3 separate regions of the Homo sapiens genome follow, and regions 2 and 3 are each linked to region 1. A link is an interaction called in ENCODE POLR2A ChIA-PET data of the cell type or tissue named here. Cell type or tissue: MCF 10A. All regions are shown on one strand.

What was found. ChIA-PET counts read pairs that join two places held together with the same protein. Peaks named below come from ENCODE experiments on the same cell type or tissue, not always from the same donor. Only the 100,000 strongest peaks of a DNase experiment are listed, where the experiment ranks them.
Region 2: POLR2A ChIA-PET joins it to region 1 with 35 read pairs; 2 of 35 experiments call an interaction of 5 or more read pairs at or near these places.
Region 3: POLR2A ChIA-PET joins it to region 1 with 16 read pairs; 3 of 35 experiments call an interaction of 5 or more read pairs at or near these places.

What each region holds. Positions count from the first base shown.
Region 1 is chr2:28,132,491-28,137,490 of GRCh38, reverse strand. The region is part of intron 7 of BABAM2 (BRISC and BRCA1 A complex member 2); the gene reads right to left. Among named protein-coding and RNA genes, the nearest start is that of MIR4263, 140 kb to the right of the region's middle. RefSeq lists a silencer at 1,902-2,102. In MCF 10A, no CTCF peak of the experiment used is centred here; DNase peaks (open chromatin) are centred at 50 and 3,040.
Region 2 is chr2:28,221,737-28,226,736 of GRCh38, reverse strand. All of the region lies in intron 7 of BABAM2 (BRISC and BRCA1 A complex member 2), which reads right to left. Among named protein-coding and RNA genes, the nearest start is that of BABAM2-AS2, 86 kb to the left of the region's middle. In MCF 10A, no CTCF peak of the experiment used is centred here; a DNase peak (open chromatin) is centred at 1,946.
Region 3 is chr2:28,067,014-28,072,013 of GRCh38, reverse strand. The region is part of intron 6 of BABAM2 (BRISC and BRCA1 A complex member 2); the gene reads right to left. Among named protein-coding and RNA genes, the nearest start is that of MIR4263, 73 kb to the right of the region's middle. In MCF 10A, no CTCF peak of the experiment used is centred here; no DNase peak of the experiment used is centred here.

The DNA of each region.
Region 1 (5,000 bases):
CTGAACTTACTTTTCAGAATTCCATTCTAAGTCATGAAGAACCCTTTTGGCCCTGCTCCCAGACTAGTAAAACGAACATCTCAAGTCCCTAGAGGATAAGACAGCTCTCTCTACCAAAATCAAATACATATCTTCTCCTGAGAGCTGGCTGTCTTAGCATACTCAGGACCATCTATTTATCAAAGGACTAAAGAAAAAAACTCTCCAGGAGCACAATATTTATTATAGGATTATCTCAGTGACTCGAGAAAACATGAGTAAGGCTAAATTAAACCATGTTTACTATTACGTTCTATTACTTAAATCCTGACACAAAATCAGCCTAAGAGATCTGGAAGGTCTCTTTTTTGAGAAGACTGATACGGATTTTTTTTCAAGGCAAGAATTTTTTTCTTTAAAATCTATACCTGTTAGTTATACAATTTTTCTCATTGTTTTAAAAATATTTTAAGCATCTAAAATAAAAATTTTCCATTCTGTTAAGATATCAAATTTGGTGGTAAATAAAATCACATATACCAATATATTTAACTTGCTTATTGCTTTTAAAAAACGTATTTGATCCAATTTATCCGAATGTAATATCCTTACTCATTCATAATTTTAAGTAGTATTATTTTAATTTTCAGTTCCCCTCACCCTTTCCCTAGGTCCTTTAGCCAAGTTTCACTTTATCCCAGCCCTTGTAGATCCCAGGCTATCCAAATATTCCAAGAGACCATGTTTGCTGCCAGGCACGCTGTGGGGTAAAGGCAGGGGAGGGGAGGCTGGAGACGCCAACAGGACTATATTAGGTCACATAGGTCACAGAAGATCAAAGTCATATTCCACCTCCAGGATTCAGTTGATAAACCGCTCTTATGAAACAGGGCTCCACCTCTCAGAAACATGAACAGGCGACCATAAAGGAAAGTATCCTCCTGGCTAGCCACAAGGCACAGCAATAAGAAATGACTGTGAAAGCCCACCGCCTTAACATGCACATAGTGTCACAGCTTTCTGCCTCTCCAGCCAGACCTGTCAATGGAGACTGTGGTTGAGCTTGGGCAGGGGCCTGGCTAGGGCCAGCCTGGCCAGAGGGGCTGTGGCTCACCAGCCCTCAACTGATGGAAAAGAGGCCCAGGCCTTAAAGAGTTTAGAGTCCAGGGAGGCAATATGACAAAGGAGGCATAAACACAGGGAAAAAGTGTGGTGCCATTGTGGAGGCAGGCAGTGGCGGTCAGGAAATGTTCCATGGAGGAGGTGATGATTGAGAAGATCTAAGAACATGGGCAGGACTTTAACGGACCCTGTGGGGGAGGTAAATAAACTCAATGTTCTGGTCTAAGGAGCAGCCTGAGCAAGGTATGGAAGTGAAAAAAATACAAGATGTGTTCGGGAAATCACAAAATTCTGCTTGGCTGGACAACAGGATACACGTAGAGTCCAGCCTAGGGTGGAAAAGTGAACAGGACTGTAACACGGAATCTGAATGCCAGATGGAGAGCTGTGCATTTACTTCGCTTGGCAACAGAGAGGCATTGAAGCTTCTCAGCAAGGACATTACAGGACTGGAATTTACTTCAAAGGACAGTGACAGTTCCACATGGATAAACTGAAATAGGAAGGAACTAGAAGTTAAGAGCCCCTCAGGACCCATGGCAACTGGAAGACTGAACTAGGTAATGATAGTAGGCATGACAAGACTCAGAGACATTGTGGAGAGTGGGTTTTTAGTCCAAAACAACTGGCTGGCTAATAGGGGCATGAGGTATGGTCAATGCCTTTAAGATGTACCACCTGGGCACCAAGAAGACAAGAGTGTCATGAATAAAAACAGGCTGTAAAGAAGAAACATTAGCTTATTGGGGGAATGATGAGTTTAGTTTCAGGCCCTTTAAATTTGAGGTGTCAACTGAACACACAGATAGACATGTCTATCTAGTGGTTAGAGAAGCAGATCTGTAAGCAGGGAGAAATGCTGAGATTAGAAATGGGGATCTGGGTGTCATCCACAAACAGGCAATGCCACAAAAGTGTCTAGGGATGTTATCACAGGAAGCACAATTTAGCATAATTTAATGGGTTGAAAAAAGGAAGGAGTAGCAGTGAAGGAGACAAGGAAGGATCTAAAAACTCCAAGTTATGGAAGAAAAAAGCTATATTATAAAACACATGATAGACATACTATCATGAGGATCAGATGGGATGGTAAAGTGAAAAGCAGTTTGAATATTTTAAAGTACTGAACAAATACATATCTGTTATTGTTACAGTATTGCATATTTAATCTCTAGAAAAGCCAGGCTTTCCATAATCTTCCAAAGCTCCTTCTCCACCAAGTCAAATGGAAATGTGATCTCCCACTCTCTTGAACTCTTATAGCACTTAATAAGTATTTTCTCAAGGAGCACTAACTAAGCATCAACCATGGGCCAAGCACTACAGTAGGGCCTTTCTCATCTACCTCCCCACTTGGAGTAGATGAAACTGAAACTTAGATTTATTCCTCTTCACAGAAGATGAAATGAAGCTCAAAAACGTTAACTTAAGCCAAGATTGCCAGCCAATAAGTGAAGGAACAGGGGGCTTCTGATGCCATGTATTAATATGCCTTTTCTATTAATCCACAAGTCACAACTTGCCATATTTGTTCTGATCCCTCTTACTTTGAGGAAATTAAGGAGATGAGCCACATTTCATTTATGCTGACAGCCTCTGAAGCACCTAGCAAAGGGCCTCACATGTGGTTGATTCTCATTGGGTTTCTGTTGCCTGAAAGAACAAACATGCATATTGCAGGTACACAGGCCTCAATAATAGTGAGCGTTCGTGGGCTGGGAAGTTTTGAGTACTCATTTCCAAGGCAGATGTAACTTAACAAAAAGTTCTAAAAACAAATTCTGTACTTGTGAAAGATGCCACCTGGTCTGCCTCAGGGCTGAAGTCCTCTTTTTATGCACAGAGTGGGAACAGCACAGGGAATGAGGAAGCTGGTTGTCTTTAAACCACTCCCACAAAGTGGCTCAAGCCAAGAAAAGGGCCCACACCTTTCGTGGAAGAGTGCTATGCAGACTCTCATGCCCATTTAACCTTTGGGTTCACTACAACAACTGCCAACAGTCTGGGGAAGAGGGAAAGGTAGAGCATGTTTCACGCCAGCTCTGATGATGTAACCTTAAAACTCACAGCTTTTCTGCCAGGGGAAAAAAAAGCAACTGGTTTAGAAACTATTTTTTCCCCTTTTCTAATATTCAACCAAAATCTAATTTGCATCATTGACTACTAGCTTTTTTTTTTTTTTTTTGCATAACTCACCATTGACTTTTTTTTTTTTTTAATTAACAGAACTTACTCGTGTCTAATTCAACGGATTGGTTTTGGTTCCTTGGAAGACAAATGTATAGGGCCAGAAATATGTTTATTTCATAAATGTCCCTTGTGCAAGAACACAAAGTTCTTCTCAGAAGCATTTACTCTGCAAGTCATAGAAATGCGCAGTGGGAGACCGGTAAACAATATGCATCTAAGCATCGTAAGGGCGTGCAGCCACGTGCGGCAGGGCTGCCAGGGACACCAGACAACTATTCCACGACCCTGGGCAAACAGACTTCAGAAGTGGGATCACATTTCAGAGCTTCATCAAATTAGAACACATCTCAGAGTCTTCTACCAATGAATCTGACTGATGTTCTCTTTTGTCAGGATTGTCTAATTTGTAGTCTTTTTAGGGTACAACAAATCAATATTTTTTCCTACATATGATGACAAGACCCAAAAGTAGCCCTTTTCTTTTCCAATTGCTGGGAGTAGTTAACGTGAGTATAATATCTTTGCCTCCTGCATGGACAAGCTGGGACAGAGGAACAGTCAGACTGGAATGGGGTTCCTCCCAGGCCCACGATATCTCTCTATGCCCATGGAGGAGATGGTGGGAATGCAAGCCTTCTCTTGGTAATTTTTACCCAGTGTGGATGGGGCTATTGGTCTCTCCTGAGCCTCTCCCTGTCAAATGCACTGCATGGGGCTTGGGACTTCCTAGAAAGAGCCATAGCAGAAACCAAAAGGAGTACAAGCCTCAGCTAGGGCAAGAGTTTGACGTTGGCTTTGGGCGGGTCCACATGGGATGCTTTTCCCATGACTCCTGAAAGAACTCTCCAAGTCTGAATCGATAATCAATGCTTGGATAGCTCAAAGTTGACAAGATAGTATAAAACACAGAAAATAAATGAGAGCTTAGCACAGTCAGTTCTCAAAACCTATCCCATGACTACAGCCTTCTTGAAATGGCATGTCTGTTCTATGCTCTGAACTCTGGAAGAATTAACCACAAGTATTAATAACTTTAGCAAATATCTAAGCCCTTATAGAAGTCATACCCCAAGTTTACTTCTTTTATGTTAATCTTTCTCTAAAACCTCATTTTGAAAACTTCTACTTAAAGATATAAGAATGTTTGGTAGTTTGTTTTGGTATTATAAACGTAGTTCTACCAAGTGAATTTGTAGCAACCAGGAAAAGTATAAGACCTTTCAGTGAGGCATTTTCCAATATTTTGGTGAGAACTACTTATTCACCTAGAAGACTGCCAATTAGGCAATTGATAACTGTGTATTGCATTTATGCACGGCATTAAAAAAAAGACTTGTTCCTCAACTCAATAAGTAGCTTGCAATTCAGCAAAAGATTTTTAAAAATCCTTATCACCAATTAAAGCTATGATGGGTAGATTATAATATAAATATAGATTATAAGATTAATATAAATTCAGTGTTACAAAGAGCTCTGGGGAAGGCTAGACTAATTGTCCTCAGGGAAAATGGTTGGTAGAGATGGTATTTGAATAAGGCCTTAGAAAAAGTATAGTATTTCAACAGGAAGAGGGGTTAGAGAAGGGCCTTGTACATGGAAGGAGCAGCTTTAGCAAAAGCACAGAGGCAAGAGAGTGCTGGCAATGTAAGAAAACTTCAAGTGCTCAGGTCTGGCTGAAGGAAACAGTATATGAGGGGAAGCAACCGAAA
Region 2 (5,000 bases), 89 kb before region 1:
CTGGAACTCTTCCCAGCCATTTGCGGGGCGGGCTTCTTCACCTGCTTCAGGTCTTACTCAAATGTCAGCTTCTGAGTGAGGCTTCCTGAACCATCTATTTAAGATAAGCCCCTTCCATCTCTGGTACTTGGTCTTCTGTGTTGTCGTTTTCTCCGTGGCATAAGACATTCTACACGTATTCACTCATCATCTCCCCCCATGACTCCTCACTAGAATATAATCTCCTCCAGAATGAGGATCTGCCTCTGTTTTGTTCACTTTTATAACCTCATTATTCTTAGCAAGAATAATGCCAAGCATATTAGACACTTAAAAAATATTTGTAGTATTAAAGTCCAATGAATATAAAAAAGAGATGGAAGTCAAATTTCTAAATGAACATTAAAAGCCAATAAATGTATATATCTTTATGGAAATAGTCATTATGGAAAAGAAGAGTTTAACGGTCTTGGAAAGGGATTGGCAAACTTTTTCAGTAAAAGGCCAGGTAGTAAATATTGTCATCTTTGCATCCATAATGCCTGTATTGCAGCTACTTAGCTCTCCTGCTGAAGTGCAAAGGCAGCCGCAGATAATATGTAAATGAATGAGCACGGCTGTGTTCCAACAACATTTTGTTTATGGATACTAAAATTCAAGTTTCATGTAATTTTTACGAGTCATGAAACATTATTATTTAAATATTTTTCTAACCATTTAAAAAATGTAAAAGTCATTCTTAGCTGTGGGCTGGATTTGGCCAGGAGGTTTTAGTTTGCTGACTCTTGATCTAGGATTATAGAAATATTTGACAGTTCTACAGATGCTGAAAGTACGAAAAGTATCCAGGAAGAAATATAGGCAAACCCCACCCCCCTAGAATAGGTTATTAGCAAAAATGAAAAGAGGCCCTTTGGTCAAACTTCTTAGAAGCTATATTCCATCAGCAGGTAAACCACAGGAATTAGCTTTTTTCAGGCAAGGGTGAGGTGAGCATTAGGCAACTCGTGGACTGTGGGAGTTCTCACAACCATACTAGATTGTAACTGTGCAAGAGGGAGCTATTTATATGATTTTGAACGAAGCTTGAGGCATATTCTGGTGCTTTTTAACTTCTATGTTAGGTGAAAAAGCTGCCTACAAAAGCCTTCCTCCCACCCAAAATACTAGCTGTTAGTTGGTGACTGATCCTCAGAAATATTAACATGAATCATATATGCTCTTTTCACAGTGCAAAAAGAGATAATTTTAACACTCAGAAAATGTCATAAACCACACAATAGAGAAGCTATCCAGCCTTCAAATTGTAAATAAATAAAATCCTGTTCCTGCATGGAAGCCTCTTCCTCCTTTCGATTCTGATGCTTCCTCCTCTGGATTCTGATGCCTGCAGGGCTGGCTGGTGTTAACCGTGTTCAGTCTGATGCTGAAGGCAGCCTTTGCTCTCCATCCTTCCTCCCTGGCGCCCACCCTTGTTAGCCCGACTGTCTTTGGGAACCCATAGCACTCAGCCTTGCCCTTTCTCTAGCTGCTGCTCTTCTCACCTACAGACAGCTTGTGGCTGCCCTGTCTCTACTGCGATCAGCCCGGGTTGGCCTAAGCAGCACCAGCTGAGAGCAGGGCTCAGCCTTTATCCAGGCTTCAGGAAAGAACCCCTGAGTTAATTTTCTTCTTCCTACTTGGAGAAACAGGTATTTTTGTCTTTGATCCCTAAGCTCTGTTTTCTTTCTCTTGTTACTAAACAGTTCACTCCCTATCCACTCTCCTTTTTTTGCAACTTCATCATTTTTCCACATTGCACCGTTTGGCACAGGAGAAGGAAAGAACCACATCAAATAAAGGAATGCAACCACAAAAGCTGCCTTGAGAAACAGGGCCCCAGATTTTTTTTTTTTTTTTTTTTTTTGTCAATTTACCGTTTTTGGACTTGTTCTCCCATAATCAAATCCTCCCTATCGTGCTAACAATGTGGTGGTGTGTCAAAACATTGGAATTCTGCTTCAATCAGCAACCCAGAGCTTAATAGGAAAATGAAGCAACAAAATGTTGCTCTTACTGTTAACCTTAGGCTAGGCCTGTCCTTAGGATGGGGACTGTTTGCTTCTTTATGGTAAATGGGCCAAACGTTCAGTTTTGTGAGAGCTTGCATTGTCAGCAGAGGCCCACAGCAGTGTCTTGAGCACCATTCAGGCACGCTTCTAAAGCTCAAGTACCGCAAACTGAAGTACGAAGCATCCCACAATTTAGTAAGCCAGAGAAGAGTTAAGACTAAATTTGTTTGCAAAAATTTTAAAGACACATTCATTTTACTGGCAGCAAGTCAGGGGTCTGGCTCTATGACACTCATGTCTGCAGTTATCACAAAAGGGCTTGCGTGAAATTAAAGTGGTTGTTTTGTTTCTTGTTTTTAAATTAAAAATGTGTGCAATATGTAAACCATTTAGGGACAACAATAAGGTGCCACAATTCCAAACCAAAACATTTGCAAGTCACCACTCTATGTCCTCAGGGAGTATGTGATATAGTTAATGTTTCTAATATTCATCATCAATGAAAACATCAGTTACAGGTAGAGAATTTCTGATTTAGCAATTTTTTAATCTTTTGTGATTAACTGGGTAAATTAAACTGTTTGAAGGTAAGTATTTTTGTTGTTTTGGTTTGGTTCACATGGAGTCATGTGCCACTTTGGTTAATGTGGGAAATAGCCTCTTCTTCAACATCATCTGTTGCATATACAAGCAGTGAGTAGAAGTGTATCTGTCCCTGAACACCAAAGTAGTGTGACCTCCCTTCAGAGATTTCTCTTGGGGAGAGAGGAAGGGGTGGGAGGAGACATACCTTTTCTCCCACCCTTGTTCTAGCATAGCATATTGGAATCTCAGGGTGGAGAAATGTGTTATTTGAAAAGAAGGAAAAAAGCTCATAGCTGGTTCTGATATGGACTAAAAGGACAGACTACCTGACTGCCCCACCCCTGAGAAATGCTGTTTCAACCATACAGAAGGAATCTTCTATCCTCAGAAGTTAAAGACCTCAGTTAATAGGTAAAGTTGCTGCTCTTCTAATTTTGGCAACATTCAGCCTGGCCCCAGTTCTACCTTGAAGAGCCGAGTTATTGGTGTCATTCCAGTTGCCCATTGATCTTCCTGTCCCCTCTGGAGACCTCTACTCTCACTCCCACCACAGCTGCCCAATAAGCAGAGAGTACGATCAAGTCAAGGCGGTGAACAATGAAGGGAAGAAGGGCAGAGCCAGTTTAAGGGGCTGTAGGCAGGTGCTTGCTTGTAAGGACCCTCTCTCCTCCCCATTCTGCTGATGCAGCTCAGGTGCCAAGCCCGGGTGCCTGGCCCTGGTGCCAGCTACTGCCCCAGGAAATGTCCACAAAGGTGAGCATGGGGAGCAGGACACAGACACTGGATGGGGGCACTGTCCCCCTCTGCAGTGTGCTCCCCAAACCAGCTGGAAAGCAGGAGGAACCATTTTCTGGAGCAGACTGGGAAGAGGGAATTGAGGAGGCTATAAGTGTGGTTAGTGTTTTAACAAAAATAAGATATATTCAGTAGATTGCTATCATTTCAAAAACATTTGATCTTACTAAATATCCTGTTTACTTAATAACAGGGAAGTGGGAGTTCAGTTCTGTTAATATCCATCTGTGCAAAACTAGGAATCTATTTCTAAATAACATAATTTATTTACCTGCATCTTTTACTTTTAAAAAATATCCACTAATTTAAATACTATTTTTAGCCAATTCTCTAAAATAGATGATTCAAAACAGCCACAATAGTAACAAGGGCCCACACTTCCCCAGACAGAGTGCGGGGCGGGCCTGCGGGGAAGCAGGGCCAGGGTGCCTCATGGTCCAGGCTGCCTAGAACTCAGGGGAACCTGTACTGAGGCGCCTGATAACTCCAGAAGATGGATGTGTTTGCTTTCTTTAAACCAGTGACACAAGACACAACAGAAAGGGAAAGATTTAGTCAGGAAGAGAAGGGGTTCTGGGAACTGTAGACAAGGACAATGCCAATTTAATTGGCCAAATATAATTGAGGTTGGCCTAATAACTTTTTTGGAAACCACTTTCTTGGTTGCTTGAGAATTTGGATTGCTACTGTTTTCTTAAGGCTTCAAAACCAAAACACTAAACATGTACTAATAGAGCAGTATTAATAGCACAAAGGGGAATGCAAACATGACTTATGAGAAAAGTTGTATGGCTGGCCCATAGCTATTATCTCCTGCCCCTGCAGCATGTGAAGGTATCAATACTGCATCCATGGCATCAATGGGCCGAAAGTAGTTTCGCTCAGACTCACGTGGAATCACATGTTGAATATTCATAGCTTCACTTCTGGAAGCTATGACTGTTTTACCCTGTATGGCAAATGGGACTTCGGTGAGATGTGATAAAGGTTAAGGACCCCGACATGAGGAGATTATCTTGAATTCTCTGGTTGGGCTCTCCATCAATCTAGGCCTCTTGGTGTAAGGATTCAGTTCAAGACACTCTTAACTCTCAGGATTCCTAGTACTCTCCAAAAATAACACTTCCACAGAACCCTGTGTAGGCATTTAGAGTCTTAGAGGAGAGGGCAGGGAAGGGTTCACAACTTCTGGGCCATCCGGCAAGTGCTGAGCATGAGAATATGTAAGGTCCACCACAGAGCTTCCGGCCATTCGATGGGGCCCCAGGCTCACATCAGCACCTCCCTTTCCCAACAAGACCAAGACTGCTTCTCAATACAGTCTGGGGCTAACTCAGGACAACTTGCTTTTCTGGATGTTTCCTCATTTCATTAGGAACCAACTTGGGATCAGGGTCACTCTGGAGCAAGGCGAGCCCTTAAGTTCGCTCCCATCACATTCTGAAACTGTTAAGCTGCAGGCATGCTCATTGCCTGAACAACAAACACACCAACCCAACTCTAGACTTGAAACAGAGATTGGGCATATTCTGAGTGACTTCTGCCTCCTAGGCAGGCGAAGGACTGAAGACAAACACTGGAGAGAATAAA
Region 3 (5,000 bases), 65 kb after region 1:
TTAAAAAAAATGTTTAGTTTCAGATTTGGGTCATGAAATATACAAAATGAATTTCAAACATCTTGGCACAGCAGATATCAAAGACTACTAGGGCCATGTCAAAAGGATTCAGGAGCTAACCTGAAGAGGCTACAGCTGGCCAAAGATGAGAATGAATTTCAATAAGGGTAAGAATTGCAGTAAGTTGAAACCCAAATATATTTAAAGTCATAAGTTCAAATTAATTTAATACATAAATAGTCAACTTGGAAGGATGACAGGCTAATTCATTATCTTGAAAACGGAATAAATAGAAGAAGCATTTATCCTGCCTTTCCTATATGAACTGTAACGCTGGATAACCAAATAGTAGAGAAGCATCTCCTTACAAAATTATTCCAGTTAATAAATGAAAAGAGAATGATAAAATTATAGTATCACCATTTTGCAACCCCCAGTGAATTAATGGATCTAGGTACTATGCACCAACAGCTACTACCACCGCAATAAACAAGTGACAATCACGCAATATGTGCCTTCGGATAAAAGAACACATCACCACCAATAACACTGCCAAAGGAATTGAACTCAGATCTAATTAAGCCTTTCCATCCAGCTGCCAATTGGCAGTAAATACACAGGAACATGCTGAACTGCACAATGAGCCTGCAATCAGCAAAATCTAGACTGTGGGAAACTACAAGTAAATGACCTGAGTTCTTCAACAACAATAATAACAAAACGATAAGAAAAAGAAAGGAATAGAGGAGGAATCTATAAATGAAAAGAGACTTAAAAGACATCGAATTTAAAACAATGGGTAAGACTCAACCATAGTTGAGGGGCAGCTCGGTGATGAAGACAAAGAATGTCGAGGGTTTCTTCCTAACAGTCAGAATGGTGGCTACTTTTAGAGGGAGGAAGAAAGTTGTGATTGGGATGGGGCACATGGAGAGAAGGAAGAACTCTCTAATAAGGTGACATTTGGGGCAGATCTTATTCTCATTTAATAATTAAGAAAACTGAGGCTGGGGGCGGGGGCGTTGAGTAACTTGCCAAGGTTACACAGTAAGTGGTGGTGTGCTATGATCTCACTAAGAGCTTGAGCTCTTGCTCAGGCTCTTAACTGTGATTTAACACCTTTTTTTCTAAAGGTATATAAAAACTAAAGTGCACAAATCTTGAGTGTAACTTTACTTGAGAGTAAAGTTCAATGAACTTTACAAATTAAATAGTTTTGTTCTCAAGGTTTTAAATGTCCATATAAAGAGAGGAATGCTTAACCTCTTTTTGAAAATGTCTTTCAGTGCAAAGCCAACTTGTTGACAAGTTAAGATTGATAAGAAAAGTACTTCAACTTGGGAGGCTGAGGCAGGAGAATGGCGTGAACCCGGGAGGCGGAGCTTGCAGTGAGCCGAGATCCCGCCACTGCACTCCAGCCTGGGTGACAGAGCGAGACTCCGTCTCAAAAAAAAAAAGAAAAGAAAAGTACTTCAAAGACTGCAGCAGTAAGCAAGCTTTACCTGGAGCTGGGGGACAGGAGAGTCAGAAATGAGGCTTTTTTCTTTACTGAATAAAATAAAAACCTCCCTGAGGATTTTTGAAGAGAGCCAGCGTATGGCCATTGGAGGTGAGACATGACAAAGTAGCTTCAATCCACAGAAAAAGAGACATGCATGGGGCATTATAGTAGGAATGCTCAAAGATAAAAACTTGCAGGTTACCTAACAGAGGGGATAGTTTTCATAGCACCCTGAAGCAGGCAGAAACAGACACTAGAAAGCTGTTGTGCAAATTAAAAGATTTTCTTAGAGCAATAAGGAAGACTAGAGTGAAAAAGTAATTTGATTATAGTTAGGTTTAATGAAGCTATTTGAAACTGTGCCTGAGTAGGTCTAGTTCTTTTAAGTTGATTCCACGTAATATCTCAAATTGGATTTGATATATAAATCACAGTAATTAGTAAATATTTGTCCTGTTACTTTAAGAATGAATTTTTAGCATGGTGGCATGTGCCTGTAGTCCCAGCTATTCTGGAAGCTAAGATGGAAGGATCAGTTGAGCCCAGCAGTTAGAGGCTGCAGTGAGCTATGAATTAAACCTCTGTGATCCAGCCTGCGCAACAGAGCGAGACCCTATCTCAAAAAAGAAACATACTTGAATTTTTATAACAATCACAGTAACAAGAATGATAATAAATAACATTCATCAAGAGCTCTGTGGTAGTCTGAACTAACCAGTTACATGTATTAACTCATTTAACCTTCACAGATACTCTTGGAAGTATGTAGTTACAGCCTCACTATTTTTTTCAGATGAGGAAGCCAAGGCATGCAACCAATAAGCAACAGAAATGGAATACTGACATTATTGTGTGTCTGCATTTATCCACTGCTTGCATTTACTCGGCAGTCAATCTTCCCATTGGGCCAATCCTGCTCGAAAGTAGCACCACAATTCTCATGGTAGCAGGGCAATCTTAATGGAATTTAGGAAGAACTAAGCTCTCTAGAAAGAAGGCCTATCTGAAACAGTTCCATTTCAGGGAAGGAAGTGTTAGAAGTAGGCTTAACCTGTAAGCTTAACTTCTGCAACTCTTTAATCCATTATATTCCAAGGATATCTGGAAGTACATTAGATAGGGTATGGCCTGTAAACTATAGATTTCTCTAGTGCAGTGCTTGGCATGTAGTAGGTACTCAACAAATATTTATTGAATGAAAGTGAAAATGAATACATGAGTAACAATCACAGAACATTCCAACATATTGTATAATTTCCTAATACCAAGTAAGTAAACCAGATAATTGCCAGTGGATCCTTTAATTTTAAGCAGTTGTTGAAAAGGCTAACTAAAGAAGGGGATGTAAGAAAAACGCCTGGAGAAAACAAGAGAGGAAGAGAACAAATGCAGGGGTATGAGGTAGCTGAGAGAACCAACAGGCTAATAGATGATGATGAAGAAGCTTTTCTCACTGATATGTAAATATACATGGATAGCTATCTTTATTCAGTTTGCCAGGAGTCTCCATTATCCTGAAAAGTGAAAATGTAATTAAGCTGTACCCCTTCACACTCTCATACACAAACACATGCACACTTATTTTCCATTAAAACACCCTTTGAAATAAAAGCGGAGAAAAAGTCAAAGCAGAATTTTTTAAATTCACGCACTCATTTTTTTTAGTTTTTATCAACCTAGTTATTTTGGGTTGCTATTCACTAAAAACTATAAGATATGTCGGTGTCGGGGCCATATGTTGAAAGTCAACGGGATTCTTTTTCTTCTAGCATTCTCTATCTTTCATTGGCAGGTTTTCTTAGTAAGATCTGTCATCTGGAAGAGCTCATTCTGCACAGTTGATGATTTTCCATAGGTTATGTTTTCAGGCTGAATCATAATCTTTTGTAGTTATAATCTGCTGAAATTCTCATTACACTCATACAATATTTAAAACATTTTGTGTTTTTATTTTTCCAAAATGGAATATAAGAGTTTTTCACCATCTTCACAATTAAACTAATATCAAATTGTCTTGACAGAATCTTTAATTATGGGGTAGAGAGTGATTAAGTTTTATAACTTAAAATCCCAGATCTACCACAGAGTTATAAACTCAGTATTTTATGTATTCTTAACAAAGGCTGTCTGCAGCAGCCAAGGGAGGTCACAAATGTTATACTGCATGCTTTGATTCTGATTTATGGTTAGGATTGTTAGAACTTGTATTTTGTGCCCTCGCTACATATGTAGGTTGTAAATATTGCATAAGAAGATTGGAATGCAATAGCCATAAAAATAATTGCAGGCTATTACATAATCAGAAGTCTGTTCCTATTCTTTATTACGGTAGTCTCATCATACTAAGTAATATATATGTACTGAATAAAAATAGAATGAGCTCTAGCATTATATTCCCTTTTATGTTTCTTTTAGATTTAAGATTTTAATTGCTACAATTGTGGATCACAGTGTTTCTTTAAAAAAAAAAGTAGAAAAAGCGAGGTCCACTCAAATAATGTAAGAACTCATCTACATTATCATTAAATCATTTTACATACACGCATATATTATTTTTTCTTTAAAAAGAAATTTTTTTAAAAAAGGAAAAAAGAAAATTCTTACTGAGTATACACTGTGTTCAGGGCACTGTGCTATAAAGCAAGAAAATACAAAGGTGAATTACACCAATTCTGCCATAAGGAGCTTCAACTCTTCCCAGCATCTGCCCTTCCTTCCTGTTTGTACTGCTACCTGTGGATCACTTCATTTCTAGTTCCAGTAGCCTCCTTTAACCTATGCTCCTTCCCTCCATGTGCCTTCCCCAGTGAAGTCTTAAGGTGCCACTTTGTACCTTGACTGTTTTAAAACCTGACATGACTCTTTAATGTGTACTGATGAAATCCAAATCCTTTAATCTGGCATTCCACACTCAACAATCTTGTTTGTCCTTGAACAGAATTCAAACTCATCCACCTCTGGGCCTTTCCTCAAACTTGCACTCTTCCTGGAGGTGACCGTTGTATAATGCCATATCTGATGGGTAAGATTTCAACAGATAGAAATTGTAATGTGGAGTATTACAGATTGAGGAAGACACAAAATCAAGAAAGTATAAGATGTGTTCAGGTTAACTGTTCAGTATGACCGTGGTATAAAATTGATGTAAGTAAGTAGAAGGGACAGGGACAATATATTAATAACATTCAAGAGCTATTATTATAGATCTGAGTATCTAACTATCTTTCTATCTCTCTGCCTACCTACCTAATACCTGTGTGGTTTTAAAACATGTCCACAAGGGCCACGCGCAGTGGCTCACGCCTGTAATCCCAGCACTGTGGGAGGCAGAGGCAGGCAGATCACCTGAGGTCAGGAGTTTGAGACCAGCCTGGCCAACATGGTGAAACGCCATCTCTACTAAAAATACAAAAATTAGCCGGGCGTGGTGGCACATGCCTGTAATCCCAGCTATTCAGGAGGCTGAGGCAGGAGAATCATTTGAACCCAGTGAGCTGAG